2 separate regions of the Homo sapiens genome follow, and region 2 is linked to region 1. Evidence: chromatin loops called from intact Hi-C (ENCODE). Cell type or tissue: PC-9. All regions are shown on one strand.

What was found. A loop is a pair of places that touch in the nucleus more often than their neighbours do. Peaks named below come from ENCODE experiments on the same cell type or tissue, not always from the same donor. Only the 100,000 strongest peaks of a DNase experiment are listed, where the experiment ranks them.
Region 2: it touches region 1 in a loop (9-fold over the local background); 49 of 110 quality-filtered maps call a loop at or near these places.

The regions. Positions count from the first base shown.
Region 1 is chr20:51,303,418-51,311,417 of GRCh38, forward strand. No RefSeq gene overlaps it. Among named protein-coding and RNA genes, the nearest start is that of MIR3194, 150 kb to the right of the region's middle. RefSeq lists enhancers at 2,823-3,783, 7,507-8,000. In PC-9, CTCF peaks have their summits at 3,524 (motif pointing left) and 3,727; no DNase peak of the experiment used is centred here; H3K27me3 peaks cover 563 bases.
Region 2 is chr20:51,216,497-51,224,496 of GRCh38, forward strand. No RefSeq gene overlaps it. Among named protein-coding and RNA genes, the nearest start is that of KCNG1, 200 kb to the left of the region's middle. RefSeq lists silencers at 3,813-3,872, 3,933-3,982 and enhancers at 5,132-5,806, 5,807-6,480. In PC-9, CTCF peaks have their summits at 3,901 (motif pointing right) and 4,109; a DNase peak (open chromatin) is centred at 5,705; H3K4me3 peaks cover 1,411 bases; H3K27ac peaks cover 1,216 bases; H3K27me3 peaks cover 989 bases.

The DNA.
Region 1 (8,000 bases):
ATTACCTTGCTCAGGAGTTTCATGGTTGCAAAGAACCTACTCAAAAGAGGAAAATATGTTACCTTATGCAAAGAAGAAAATATGTTCATTCATTTAGTAAACATACTTACCTATGTACTCTGGGCCACACACTGTGCCCTCTGAAAATTTACTGGGAATAAACAAGGTAATTGCAGATGACAGGGTTTTTCTCGGGCCCCTTTGCTTGGCTTGCAGCAGGAGGTGCTCCATCTACTTGGCCCACCAGGCTGTGTCTGGCTTGCACTCCGTGGATCCCATGGCCACCACAACTGCATGCTTAGCCCCTGGTGGGAAGGGGTGTGTGAGCAAGCAAGTGTGGGGTCCAGCCAGCTGTTCCAAAAGCTGGCACAGGGGTAGGCTCCCTGCTGGGCTTGTGGCTGGACCAGGCATGTCACCCCAAGGGGGAATGTGGTGGCACCCAGCCAGGGGTGCCCACAACCCCAAAGCCCCAGAAGGGGTTTTAAATGTGCTAATTAACTCGTTCAGTACTCCCGTCCACAGTCCAACGGACAGCGGTGTGTTAACAGCTTGGTCAGCCCCTTGCCCCGCTCCAGCCCACAGCTCCGGGGGAAGCTCTGGTCCCATTACTGCTTCCTGTCACATGGGGTGGCTGCCCTCTGCCAGCAGAGGGCTGAGAGCCACAGTGTTACAGCCCTCTGAGTACCCACATTTGGTGGGTCCCAAGTTCTTGTCCCACATCCAAGAAGAATGAGGTCATGCTGACAATTGAAAGGTGATGAGGGCAGAGAATTTTATTGAGTGATAAAACAACTCTCAGTGGAGAGGGGATGGGCAAGTAGTCTCTCACCCTAAGTCAGGTCATCTCTCTCAGTGTGGTTGAGTCTGGGGTTTTTATAGGCACAGGATGGGGGAGGGGCGGGCCATAGATACTATTGAAAAAGGCCACGTTTGATTGGTTAAAAAGCATTCAGAAAGAATCAGGAAAGGATGGGCAAACAGGAACAGAAATTCTCACTCTTCTGTCCTGAGTCATGGGTTTCATCTGGAACCAGCAGTCCGGTCTTTCAGCCTTCAGGCTGTTTTGGCTTGAAGGTGGTGTTTCACCAGGGACCCACCCCTGTCTGCCTCCTGCCACTGTCACAGATAGCACAAGGTGCTGTGAAGAGTTCGAAACACAGTAATGCACAACAGAGGAGGCATGAAACAGGAGGAGGTCAAGGGAAGCGCCTCTGGGGAGGTAACAGCTGAGCTGTGTGAATGATGGAGCCACCCTGTTTGAAAATTTGGGTGAAGACTTTCCAGACAGAGGGAATAGCAGGGAATAGCAAGTACAAGTGCTCTGAGGCAGGACTTTGCATGGTGCAGCAGCAGAAGAGAAGGCTGCGGCAGCAGGAGGAAGTTAGCAAGCAGGAGATTTGGGAGACCAGGCAGGGGCAGGCCTTGAGGCCACCATCTGGATTTTCTCCTGAGAGCCACAGACAGCCTTTGGAGGGGCAAAGCAGCCCGTGCATGTTAGGGTATCCCCAGGAGGGACAGGAGGCCTGGGTGGGTCAGGCTGTCTTTCTGCTCCCCAGCTTGTCTTTCTGTGCCTTTGGCTTGTGTTGACAAAAAGAGTCGAACTCTGTAAAATATTTGAGGAGGTTTATTCTGAGCCAAATATGAGTGACCATAGCCTGTCACACAGCACCAGGAGATCCTGAGAATATGTGCCGGGTTACAGCTTCATTTTATACATTTTAGGGAGACATAAGACATCAGTCAATACATGTCTGAACTCCAAATATATGAGACAGGTCTCAATCAACTTAGAAAGTTAATTTTGCCAAGACTGAGGATGTGCCTGTGACATAGCCTCAGGGGGTCCTGACGTGTGGCCAAGGTGCTCGGGGCAATTTAGTTTTATACATTTTAGGGAGACATGAGACATCGATCAGTGTGTGTAAGATGTACGTTGATTCAGTCTGGAAACGTGGGACAACTCAAAGCAGAGAGGGGCTTCCAGGTCATAAGTAGATAAGAGACAAACAGTTGCATTCTTTTGAGTTTCTGATTAGCCTTTCCAAAGAAAGCCATCAGATATGCATTTATCTCAGTGAGCACAGAGAGATGACTTTGAGTTCTGTCTGTCCTTTGTCTGCAAGGAATTTCCTCGTGGACAAATTGTGAGGGAGGTATGTAGCTTTTTTACCCTAGTAGCCATAGAATAGAACGGGAGGCAGGTGTGCCCTAAGCAGTTCCCAGCTTGACTTTTCCCTTTGTCTTAGTTATTTTGGGGTCCCGAGGTTGACATATATTATACATCTTACATGTGCTAGAGGAAAATGTCCCCTCTGGAAAGGCAGAGATAACACAAAGGTGGGGGTTGGGGGCAGGAACAGCAGGGAGGGGAGCTTCCAGGTCATAGGTGAATTCAAAGAGTTCCTGAATTCCTGATTGGTGACTGGTTGAAAGAGTTTATCTAAAGACCTGGAATCAATACAAGGGAGTGTCTGGGTTAAGGAGTTGTGGAGACCAAGGTTCTTATTATTATGCAGATGAAGCCTCCAGGTAGAGAGAATAGATTGTAAATGTGTCTTATCAGGCTTAGAAAGGTGCCAGACTTAGTTAATTCTCTCCTGGATCAGGAAAAAAGGCCTGGAAAGGGAAGAGGATTCTCTACAGAATGTAGATTTTTACCCACAAGTGACAGCTTTGCAAGGCCATTTCAAAATATGTCAAAGAAACATATTTTGGGGTAAAATACTTCAATTTCGTTCAGAGCCTGCTATCTGTCACGTTGGCATCTTATTGGTAGAGTCGGCTTTGTCAGTGTTAAGGTCTCTGTTTTAATGTTCATGCTGGTCAGCCGTGCCTGAATTCCAAAGGGCGGAGGTATAATGAGGCCTGTTTGACCCGCATTCCCATCATGGCCTGAACTCGTGTTTCAGGTTAACTTTAGGATACCCTTGGCCAAGAGGAGGGGACCATTCAGTTAGCTGGGGGCTTAGAATTTTGTTTTCGGTTTATATTTGTCACCTTCCAGTCTCAGGATGGCCACCACAGCTGCTGCATTTGAAGCAGGAGCATGGGGCTGGAGGCACATGTGCTGCACCCACAGAACAGACAAGAAATTACAGCCTTTTCCGGAAACCCCAGAGAGCTCCCGCATCCACGCCACTGGCCGTGCGGACACCCAGCTGTGGGGAGGCCAAGGGATCAAGCACCCAGCAAGGGACATGGCCTTGCCAGTCCTAACATATCTCACAGCGGGGCATGTGGACCTGCTGCAAGGAATTGGGGCGCTAAGGGCAAGACAAAGTGAGGACCAGCCCTTGAGGCTGGCAGAGAAGAAACCTCAGGCCACGGTGCTCAGGCATAAATTAGAGCCCTGTCCCAAGTGCACAGAGAACAGCTGCGAGCAGGGCCCGTCTCACCCTACCCCACCCCACCTCCAGCTGTGGTGGGGAGAGAAGGTTCTGGGTTAGGCTCCAAGGTCTAGGGAGCCCACGTCGTCTGCCCCTGCCTGAGTGGAAGGCTGGGCGCAGGTGGGCCTCGGCGTTAGGAAAGGCAACTGCTCCCTCTTGTGGCCACTCTAGGGCAGCCCGGCGTCCTCCCAGCGATGTGGCAGCCGGTCTCAAGCAGGCAGGGGTGATCCCTCCTCCCCAGCCCTGCGCAGGCCTCGAAGGGGAAGAGAACCAGCGATGCTGGTGAGAGCTAACCTTGATTGGGCACCTCTGGTATACCAGGCGCCCTTCTGTGCACTTCGCAAATATTAATTCAATCCTCTTAACTCGGCCAGGTTGGTCCCATTCATGTGTCCGTTTTAATGATTGGGCCATTTGCCCAATATCATCCGGGCAGAGATTGAAGCTAAGTCCACCTCATAGCAAGGCTGTGCTTCCAGCTCCTGAATTTGGGAGCTGTAGAATGTGTGCTTAAAGACTACGCCTGGGGGACAATTGCATCGATCAGGAATTATATTTCTTTACTGTTTTTAATTTGTGTATTTAAAAAGGCTCCACCAAAATTTCTTTTTTCTTTCTTTCTTTCTTTTTTTTTTTTTTTTTTTTTGAGACAGAGTCTTGCTCTGTTGCCCAGGCTGCACTGCAGTGACACGATCTCGGCTCACTGCAACCTCCGCCTCCCGGGCCCAAGCAATTCTCCTGCCTCGGTCTCCTGAGTAGCTGGGACTACCAGCACTCGCCACCACGCCCAGCTAATTTTTGCATTTTTAGTAGAGACGGGGTTTCACCATGTTGGCCAGGCTGGTCTCGATCTCTTGACCTCGTGATCTGCCTGCCTTGGCCTCCCAAAGTGCTGGGATTACAGGTGTGAGCCACCATGCCCAGCCCCAAAATTTCTTCATGTGGGGACTTAAGGAGTCCGTGGATGTAGTTTAGACATCCCTGAAATTGGAAACAAAATGCTGCATTCATGTCTGTACATTTCCTTGGGTAAAGGCCTAGAGCAGCTGTCAGAGGGCAAAGGTATGGGAACCCCAAGAAGGTGAAGAGCCCCACTGCCCATTTTAATGTCATTATTGTGTTTATTCTCTCATAGACTCTCAGAGAGAGCCGGATGGAATTGATTAGAAAGTGCTTGTCACAAAAGCCTGTCTGAGCCCTAATTGACTTGTGACGAGCTTACATTTTGCATAAATCAGCTTTTGTTTAGCTCTTGGGTTTGACACCTAATGAGAGTCTCTCAGAGGCTGAGGAAAGCCAAAGCCATCCCATATTTTTAAAAAAGTTTAAGGCAAAAAGGGATGTCAGAATTGTGGTAAAATATAAGTGTTTATGTTTAACAAAGTAATGCTTTTTGCATAAGATTCAATGATGATACATCTAAGTTTGTTTATAGATAATGTCAAAAGTCTAAACTGGAGGATTCTGTGAATAAATGGCCCGGGCCAAATTATCCTTCTGCCATAAAAGGTGCCAGGTAGCTGGATGATGTCAACCCAGGTGTTGGCTTCAGAGATGACAAAACACCCCACCCCCTTTCTAATTCCCAGAGAAGCAGACAGAGCCCAGGTCACCCCTTCCCTCGCCACCCCGCCCCAACCCCCACCAGAAGCAGGTGCCTCAGGGTAGTGGGGAAGTACCCAAGGCAGGGGCCAGGTCCAGGGGAGGGAAGAAGGAGCATAAGATAACCTCCCTTGCACCTCCCCAGGTTTAATTCACCTTACTCTGGCCTCAGAGTTTGGTTTGAGGCTAAATCCCCAGGAATCCAACCCACATTCAAAGGGATACACCAAAGCTCATTCCAGGAAACAGAAAAACTGATTTCAAGTTTCCAGCTGTTTGGGCAATCAAGGAAATAATCAGGGCTTTGGATTTGGTTTCTGTTTCTCTCTTTGGCTGTGTGACTTTGGGTTAACCTCTCTGACCTTCAGATTCTTCGCTACCTTTCTAGGTAGCTGTAGCAATCAGTGAGGTTCATTCTGCCTGCACTGAGCGGGGCTGAGTGCTGGGGAGCTGCCTGGTGCTTGGGAAGACAGAACGTTCTGTTAACTCTCATACACACACACAAACCACTCACAAAGGCATGTGGGGACAGAGCAGACTTTACTGAAGGTTTGGATCAGTAACCAAAGACATCTTACAATTGAAAGCTGCATCTCCCTCATCTTCAAAAGCCTCCCGGCTATGTTCACCATCTGGCTCCAGCCCCTTGTCCTATTGTCCAGCTCATCTTTCTTTCCTCCCCTCCTCATCCCCTCTCCTCTCCCATCCTCTCTTTGCAGTGTTCCCTCTTCAAAATTCCTCTTTACTTCTAGCAAAGAGCAGTTCAGCACTCTTTTGGTGGCCTGACTCCCAGGGTTACTGCTAACAGCTGTGCAAATGTAAACCCAGGTTGTACCAATTACATCATGGTCCATAGCAGGGGGCCACAAATTGCAACCCACCGCCAAATATGGCCCACTGCCTGTTTTTGCAAATAAAGTTTTATTGCAACACAGCCACACCCATTCACTCACTCATTGTATATGGCCCCTGACGCTATACAACTCCAGAGCTGAATAGTTGTGACAGAGACCATATGGTCCATAGACTTAAAATATTGACTCTCTGTCCATTTATAATTCAACATTTTAATGAACTGCCTGGAATCTGTGAGAGACTAGTTAGAGAGACTGGTTAAGGGTCACTGTCTGCATTTCTTCCAGTAACATAAAGCCGATCTAGCTCCTGCTAGGACCAGGCTATCAGCCTGGCTCTGGAGACAGATTGATGCCCAGGAACTTCTGCCTGCCCTCAAGAAGCTTGAGATCAAGTCGGTGAGAACACTGTGCCATGTTTAAGTGGCACAGAAAAGGGATGAGGTCAACCCCAGGAGGGCTGACCCCTGCAGGCCTCTGAGCCAGCTGGGTTTGGCCATGGGAGGCAGAATTCGGAGGGCAGGAGAGAGGCTGGGGTGTTTCTCCCCCTCTCTTTCTGCCTCAAGAAGCACCTCTGCAGCTGCCTGGGCCCAGAATTGCCCAGCGTTTCACAAAAAGCTACAAATATGGATTTTGTATGAATTCTTCCTATTTGTAAATGTTAGCATTGGTGATTCAAATATTATTCAAGCTTTTTTAGCTCCATGGGCTTATGGTTTGTGGCTTTTGTACAGTAGTCATTGATACTGTCCCCAGTTTAAAATTCCTATGAGTCTGATACAACCCCTGTGGAGAGCAAAACTGTACATACCCACATCATATGATACACCAGTTCCACCCCTACGTATCTTTACTCCAGACAATCTCCCATTCCAGCATGCTGGAGCCATACTCAAGGAGACTCATAACAGCATCTGTGTGTAACAGAGAAATATTAGGAACCATTAAAGTGTCCATCAATGGGAGAGTGGAGAAATGCCTTGTGACATATTTGCAGCAAAAACAACTACAGCTTCATTGATGTACATGGATGTGGAGTTCTCATTAGGGAGGAGGAGTCAGGCTGGTGGGACAAAGGGAAAGCAAAAAGAGAAAGCAGATAAGCTGTAAGTCTGCCTTTCCAGGACACAATGCAGGACCATGGACCTCTTGCACAATATAACTCACAGTCTTCCTGTGCCCAGCTATTACCAGACTCTTGGCTGATAGAAAAATGCAAGTTAGCTCCCTGCAACCTTGGTGTTATCAGTACAGCACGTAGCCCTCTCCAGCCCAAGAACCAGCGTATAAAATCTCCAGCAAGCTTTGTCCCTTTGCAGTCAGCTCCCCTCTTGCTGACCTGCCCATTGCTTCCTTGCAGCGCTTTCTCGAGTAAATCTGCCTTTCTTTACCTACAGCTATCTTGGTACATTCTTTTCACCACCTATATGACACCAACCCCAGAGAGTCGCAACCCACGACAATGGACAAACCTCAGAACATCATTTTAGAATGAGAAAAGCATAGTATCTTACTTATATAAAGTTTTAAGCATGAAAGCAAAAGTGTCTGTTGCACAGGGATATATGTGCATATGTTCTATAAATGTAAAGGCAAATATGGGAATAACAAGCATTGTATTTAGGATTATGAAACCTCTGGGATGAGAGAGAGAAGAATGGAGTGGGCAGGTTATTCACAGGGACCAATTTTATCTGCCATGCTTTGTTTCCTAAAAAAATCAACCATGGGCACATGAGGGGCTCCCTAGGGTAACAGATGATTTCTTAATCTGGAGGCTGGTTCCAATTTGGGAAAATTCATTGAGCCAATCATTTATGATACGTATAGTTCTCTGCACATGTGTAATTTTTCTTTTTTCTTTTTTTGAGACAGATTCTTGCTCTGTCACCCAGGCTGGAGTGCAGTGGTATGCTCATAGCTCACAGCAGCCTCCAACTCCTGGGCTCAGGTGATCCTCCCTCCTCAGCCTCCTGAGTAGCTGGAACTACAGGCCCACATCACCATGCCTGGCTATTAAAAAAAAAAAACTGTCTGTAGATACAGGCTTTCACTATGTTGCCCAGGCTGGTGTTGAACTTCTGGCCTCAAGCAATCATCTTGCCTCAGTCTCCCAAAGTTTTGGGGTTACAGGCATGAGCCACTGCATGTGGCCTGA
Region 2 (8,000 bases), 87 kb before region 1:
AACACATTCTCATGCCTACTAGGACCAAGCAAAGCATGATACACAAGTAAAGATGCTGGATCAGATTGATGCAGAGATATTTTGAGTTCATAAAAATACAGGCATGTTTATCACAATCACGAGACTTATAAAATGTACCCCATTTTCTGGAAATATTTGGCCCACAATCTTACATTTTCCCACTTCTGATGAAGACATGGATGCAGAGAATGACCTCTCTACCTTAAGAATACGAAGAGTATTGACAATGGGCAGAGCTAGAGAGGCAATAAGGAGTAGCAAGAGGGGTGGCAAAGCAGAAACCAAAATACCTTGTCTGAAAGGTACAGCTATCCCTTGATTTCAGCCCATTCTTGTCAGATGGTATATTAGTCCATTCTCACACTGCTATAAAGAACTCCCTAAAACTGGGTAATTTATAAATAAAAGACGTTTAATTGACTTGCAGTTTCACAGGCTGCACAGAAAGCATGACTGAGAGACCACAGGAAACTTACAATCAGGGCAGAAGGTGAAGGGGAAGCAGGCACATCTCCTTGGCAGGAGCAGGAGGAAGAGAGAGTGAAAGGGGAAGTGCTATACACTTTTAAATAGCCAGGTCTTGTGAAAACTGTATCCTGAGACAGTACTAGGAGATAGGGCTAAACTATTAGAAACCACCTCCATGATCCAGTCCTCTACCAGACCCTACCTCCAATACGCGGGATTACAATTCAACATGAGATGTGGGTGGGGACAGAGAGTCAAACCATATCATTCCACCCCTGGCTCCTCCCATATCTCATGTCCTTCTCACATTTCAAAGCACAAGTATGCCTTCCCAAAAGTTCCCCAAAGACTTAACTCATTTCGGCATTAACTCAAAAGTCCAAGTCCAGCGTCTCATCTGAGACGAGGCAAGGTGGAAAGGACTTTGACTACATGTCTTGCATCTTCTCACAGCTCCACTAGGCAGTTCCTCAGTGGGGACTCTGTGTGAGGACTCCAACCCCACATTTCCCTTCCTCATTGCCCTAGTAGAAGTTCTCATGAGGGCTACACCCCTGCAGCAGACTTCTGCCTGGACATCTAGGCATTTCCATACATCCTCTGAAATCTAGGTGGAGGCTCCCAAGCCTCAACTCTTGCCCTCTGCACACTCACAGGCTTAACACCACATGGAAGTTGCAAAGGCTTAGGGCTTGTAGCCTCTGGAGCAGCAGCCTGAGCTGTACCTTGGCTCCTTTTAGCCATGGCTGGAGCTGAAGTGGCCATGATGCAGGATACCATGTCCTGAGGCTACCCACAGTAGCAGGGCCCTGGTCCTGCCCCAGGAAACCATGTCTTCCCCCAGGCCTCCAAGCCTGTGATGGGAGGGGCTGCCTCAAAGGTCTCTGACATGCCCTGGAGGCATTTCCCCTATTGTCTTGGCTGTTAACATTCAGCATCTTATATGGTACTTTTCTCCCATAGCCAGGATTCATGGGTCCAGGAATCAAGGGGTAGAAATGGAAGTGGCCCCACTCACCATCACCCCAAGGAACCCACTAGCAAAATTTTTGCTGCTTGTTACCACGACATTATGTTCTGCTGGCCTAGAGGTCTTAGTTCCAGAGGGAGGAATGCTGCCACCAGGAGACACAACAATGATTCCATTAAACTGGAAGTTAAGATTGCTGCCTAGCCACTTTGGGCTCTTCCTGCCTCTAAGTCAACAGGCTAAGAGGGGACTTACAGTGTTGGCTGGGGTAATTGACCTGGACTATCAAGATGAAATCTGATGACTACGCCACTCCTGGTACCAATCTTCTGTATTAATCCCTTCTCACACTGTTATTAGTCTATTCTCACACTGGTATAAAGAACTACTCATATTAGATGGGAACACAGGCTCAGCATAACATGGACTTTGAGATGTCAATAGAGGCTAAAAATTCAGATTTTTATGTGAAATTTTCTAACTTTAAAATGTTGAACAAACAAAATCCATTGACAGGTAGGAAATGAACTATAGGCCAGCCACCACACTATAATGTCTGTTCTCTAAGTTTGGATTTCTGAGGTTGGCAGAACTTTTCTTTTCTACTCCCAAGTGGCCACCAAAGGGGCAGTGGTTTCTGGATATGTCTTTGAGATGCTAACAGCCAGTTTCCTTATGAGGAGTGAGGTCAATAAATTCAAAGATGCTAGAATGCTTTCCTCCTAATTCTCCTGCTTCCATAAAAATCCAATTCAATTTAAACTGCAAGGCATAGTGAGTTGTAATTACTATATTTATAAAAATTATATATAATTAGAGCAGGATTTCAGGAACCAGGCCAATTCTCCCCCAGAATGTACACTGAAAAGCACATTTTAAAGAACAAAAGATGCTCTTGGGTAGGGCTATCATGTGACATCTCCCAGGCCATTTTGGTCACTTGTTTTTAGCGGGCTAAGTATAAGTTCTTCCTGAGCTCTTTGGACTCAAACCATTATAAGAACATTAAAATTTCTTTCTGGAGATTATAGGTAGAATAATTGTATTTCCTGAACAAAAAGTCAGGTCATGTGGTTAGCTGAGAATCTGCATGCCCCTTACACAGCCAGAAGGCAGTGTGAGGTTGGAGACTGACAAAGGTGGATTTGGAAATGAGAGGGAGACAGAAATGACTGCTGGTGGTGGGATGGCCAGGTTACTTCTGAGTCCCCAGGTCCTCTCCAGGTATGTGACCTCTTTGAGAGAGGCAGGGAACAAAGCCCTGCTAGTGGAGGGATCAGGTGGCTTTGGTTTCCAGTTCCTCTCTGGTAACTCAGTTGCCAGGTGAGATGCAAGGGACCAGATACCCAAAGGGCCACCTTCTCCTCAAACCCGAATCTCAGGGCTTATCAGTTTCCATGCAAGAGGGAGCCCACAGAACTTTCACCCAGGCCAGCACATCTGGAGCCAGAAATCACACTGCCTGAAGCTGAGCCTGCTCAAGGCTTCAAATGAGACCCTGCCTGCAGCCAGCTGTGTATCTCACCTATCTACCCTGCCCCAGCAATCCATAGTTTGGCTTGCTAGTCCCTGCACAGAAGGTGGCCTCACATGCTTTGAGACCTTTGCATGGTTTGTGTCCTCTGCTGGGGATGCCATCACCTCCTTTGCCCATTTATCAAGATCCAGTCATCACATTGTCTGGGGTCTTTCTCTGATGCCCACCCCATGCAGAATCCAGCACTCACTCTTCTGGGTGTATACAACATGGCACCTCTTGCGGGATGTTGCAATAACTTTTTTAAGGTCAGATGCTCCAAACAGCAATGGCTTGAGCTAGGTACACTCATTTTCTCTCAAATCACAGGAGTAAGTAGTCCAGGGCTGGTCTGGAGTCCCTAGTGCCAAGGAAGCAGGCACTTGCTAGTCCATTGCTCCACCATTCCTAGGGGTTGCCCTTATCTGTATGGACCCAGACACCATTGCCAAGTCAGAAACTCCAGCCAGTGGGATGGGGAAAGGGGAGAAAAAAAAAAGAGGGCTTGCCTCTTTCCTTTAAGGACATGGCAGGAAGCTGTACTCATTCATTCGTTCAACATATATTCATGGGGTGTTTTTCACATGCTAGAAACTGTTTTAGATACTGGGGATGTGACAATGAACAGGACTTACAAAAATCCCTGCCACTGTGGAGTGTCCTATGGGAGGTGAGGGGACCGAGAGACGTTAATCAAATAGGGAAATACAACGCATATTCCAGGTGGTGTGAAAACTGCTGAAAAAGAGGAAACTTACATCTTAGGGAACTTCCGGCGCAGGAAGGGTGCTCGGGCTGTGGGGGGACTTTTTGCATTTAATTAAAGAGTATGGATTGTCATTGCTGGTTAGCAGGAGGGTGCAAGGTTTAGCGAGGGTGTGACTGACAACCCAGGAGCGCCATGCTCCATCCGTCCTGCAGGTGGCGCGCCTGAGCCCGTGCACGGCAGCCTCTCCGGAAGGTGAAGCACGCTGCCGCACTGGGGGCCTGCCTGGGGCTCTGAAAGCCCATTACGCTGTTCTCCTTGGGGTCCTCTTGGTGGCATGGACCCACCTCCCCCAACCCCCACCCAAAGCCTAGGTAGTTCTTGTGGAAGGTGCATTTCATCTTCAACAAGAGAAGATCCGTTTTTCCCGAAGTCTCTATTTCATCTATTTTTCAGGAGCGGAGGCTCATTTCTCCTTCCTTGGATTTAAGACGCTCTTGTTACTTCTTTTTTATTGCTTCATTTGAAATTGCAGACAGTTCCGACTTTTTGTTTTTGTGTTCCCAGGTTTTACGGAACACTCTCTGGCTGCGTTACAAAGCTCTCCCAGTTTCTCTCTCCCACCACCAGCCCCGCTGCCCCACGACACCGCCTGCCCTAGACTATAAAATGGCAATCATAATCCATACCTCATGATGCCCAAACAAGATAATGTCTACAATAAGTAAGGTTGCCAGATTCGGCAAATCAAAATACAGGACACCTGGGTTTAAGGTGTCTGATAAACAACGATTTTTTAAAGTGTGTGTACCAAATATTGCATGGGACATACTTACTCTAAAAAAAATTATGAATTATCGTATGAAATTCAAATTTAACTGGGTACCCTGTATTTAATCTGGCAATTTGAACATAAGGAGCTTAACACAAGGCATGGCCTGAGGTCACAGTAAGTGCCAGGGACAATGATGAGGGTGACGATGACTTTAATTCTGATGAATGCGCACCCCAGGATGGAAGCAGGGGTGCGTATTCATAAGAAGGGCTTTCTAGAGCAATGGAGGCCTAGGCTAAGTCTTGAAGGACTCCAATCATGTGTGCAACAAATATTTATTGAGCACTTATTAAGTGCCGGGCTCTGTCCCAGGTGCTAGGGATGCAGCAGTGAACAAAACAGATAAAAATCACTGCCCTCATGGGCATGATTTATTAGTGGGGGAGACAGTATTTACTCTTTATTTAAAGAAGATAAGCAAAAAGAAGTATTTACTCTTTATTTAAAGAAGATAAGCAAAATCTATAGAGTGTCAAATGATGCTAGGGAGAAAACATAAGTAGAACATGAAGTGTTGAGGTGAGGTGAAGTTTTGGAGTGGGTGGGAAGGACAAACTTACTGAGAAGTTGGCTGAAGTAACAATGTGAAGAAAGGAGAAGAGCTGTGAGATATTTAGGGGAAGCTCATTTCAGAAAAGGGAGGTAGCAAGTGCAAGGGTCCTGCAGTGGAGGGCACCTGAACGTGCAAGAAACAGCGAGGACGCCTGGGTGGCGGGAGCAGAGGGAGCAAGGGGTGGGAGGGGAAAAGGCGGCTGGGTCTCACAGGGTCTTGGGGCACCAGAAGGACATTGAGTGAGAGAGAGCCACTGTGGGGCTCTGATATAATCTGACCTGCGTTCCGATAGGATGTCCCTGGCTGCTTGTGGAGGATAAACTGCAAGGCAGGAGCAGAGAGACCCGTGAGGAGGTGACCGCAACAATCCGGGTGAGACAGGACGGTGGTTGGGACCAGGGAGGAAGGTGGTGAATACATTTTGAAGGGAGTGCTGATAGGATTTGCTGCTGGTTCCAATTTGGAGAGGACGGGAGAGAGAGAGAGAGAGCCAGGGGGAGGAGGGGAGGACACTACTAATGCCTACTTAAAGAGAGTTAACCAGATGGAGAAAGGGAAAAGAAACAATAGCTGAGGCAATCCCGGCAATGATTGCTTCAGCTAGGAAGTGCCTTGCAGCGAGGATGTGACTTCCAACCCGCGCGGGACAACCTGTTTCTCCACCCTCCCAGCTGGATTGTGGACACGCCTGTCATGAATCCTGCCTCCCCACACTGTCCTGCTGTGAATGAGATCAGCAATCTTTGCTGCCCTGGTCGCTTGCAGCAAGAGACTGCTTGGCCCCTGTGCTGAGAGAGCACCCTTGCCCAGGGCAGAGAACCTCCCCTGCCCTCAGGAGGCCCGGGAAGATTTCCTGGGCTGCCTGAGTCTAGCCATTGCTCCCATGATCCATGGCCCATTAACAAACCACTCCAAAATTTAGGGGCTTAAATAGCAACCATCATTTACTTGGCTTACAAATAGGCTATTTGGGCCAGGTTCCGTGGGGGAAGGCTCATCTCTGTCCTCACAGCATCAGCCAGGGAGGCTTTTCTGGGGAAGGGAGTGTCTGCTGTCAAAATCTGGCAGACAGGTTGGTGCTGGCTATTGCCAGGGATGTCGACTAAGAGCCTTTGGTTTCAAATCCCAGCTCCAGCAGGTGCAGCTGGGTGATCTTGAAAAAGTCCTTCAATCTCTCTGTGCCCCAGTTCTCTCATCTGTAAAGTGGGGATTGTCGTAGCACCTATCTTATAGGGAATTCACAGAGATAATACATTCAAGGGATATAAAGCAGTGTCTGGGACATAGTGCTCAGTAAGTATTAATGATCAGTATTAGTATTGTGATTTTTTCATCGTAACGAGGAAAAACTCACAATGCAGTAATTAACAATTTGTGCATGCTTCCCCGTCTCCATGTCTCCATGAGTAGAGTTTTAAAGGAGGTTTTAAAAAAAGTAGCTCACTAGTAAAACTAGCTAATATATGTTAATCATAGAAATTTAGAAATAGAAGAAGAAAATTACCCTAGGTAATTACTGTTGCTATCTTGGGACCATTTCTTTCCAGCGGTGGTTCTCTTTTGTTTCATTCCCCCTTATTTTAAAGCAGGGTTAGGAGAAGAAAGAAAGAGGAGGGGGCAAGTGTATGAACGAACATGCCAAGCAGAGTCAGGAGCAGAAATTTCAATACATTCCAATCCACCCGGGACAGAAATGACTTGTTCTAAGGTTTGAAATGACCCCCTTCTCTCAGGTGAGAATGACCATAACTCCAGGGGTCCCATGATGCGTGGAGTTCACCATCTTCAGCAAGAATGCGGTGTGGATTCACAGCGGGAGTGTGTTCGCCTGTGCATTTTACATTTCAAACATTTGTCACTCAAGAGCATTGTCCAACAGACCCCTTCAGGGAACCAGGCCAGGAAACGCTGAGTTCAGAGAGGGGCTTTGATATCTGAGAATGCAGTGAAAGAGATGTTTTTGATAGAAGAGTGATTCTCGGCTGCTGAATAAGAAATAGTTCTCATCCATAATGCATGGCCCTTTAGAAGACAGAAAGAAAAGTCAGTCTAAATGTAGCATAGACTGGAAAAAGATGAGGAGTGATTTAGCATGCCATTCAGAAGAGGCTAGTCCTCTTCTCAGCTAATTCATGCTTCCCCCAGGCTGACTGAGGAAGGCCCCCTCACTGGGGGCTTGCATGGTGTCTGTTGGTGTCAGGAAGAGGTGCAAAGGAAAGTGTTAAGTGGCAAGGAGGACGGACCTAACAAAAGACAGATCGAGACCAAACACGGAGGATGTTTTCTAACTCAAAGATGATTTTCCTAAATATTCTAGATCCTTTTGGGGTTTTTATTTTGGGATCCTGATTTTAGCTGTAGTGTTCATCAATGGAAGCACAACTAAGAAAAGTGGTGAGGGGCAACATATGGGTTTGGAGGCCTTGTCTGAGTGACATTCCTGTTGGCCTAGTGGTCTTCTACATGGCACCCAGCCACAGGATGGAGCCTGTTTAATAATCAGGTGATGTTTCTAGAGCCTGGACAAGCCCTTTGTTGTTATCATTTGTTTGCTCAAGCATGTTGCCAACAGAGGACTTCCCAGGGTCCTCAGCCTCCAAAACAGGTTAGTTTTGGAAACGCTGTGGGAAAATATTGGTAGTGGGTCGAATACTGTCCCTCTGAAAGATGGGTCCAAGTCCTAACCCCAGGCCTCTGTGAATGTGACCTTTATAGAAATAGGGTCTTTGCAGAGGTAATTATGGTAAGGACTGAGATAATGTCTGATATGGTTTGGCCATGTACCCGCCTAAGTCTCAAATTATAGCTCCCATAATTCCCACATGTTGTAGGAGGGACTGGTAGGAGGTAATTAAATCATGGGGGTGGGTCTTTCCCATGCTGTTCTCGTGAGGGTAAGTCTCACGAGATCTGATGGTTTTATAAAGGGGA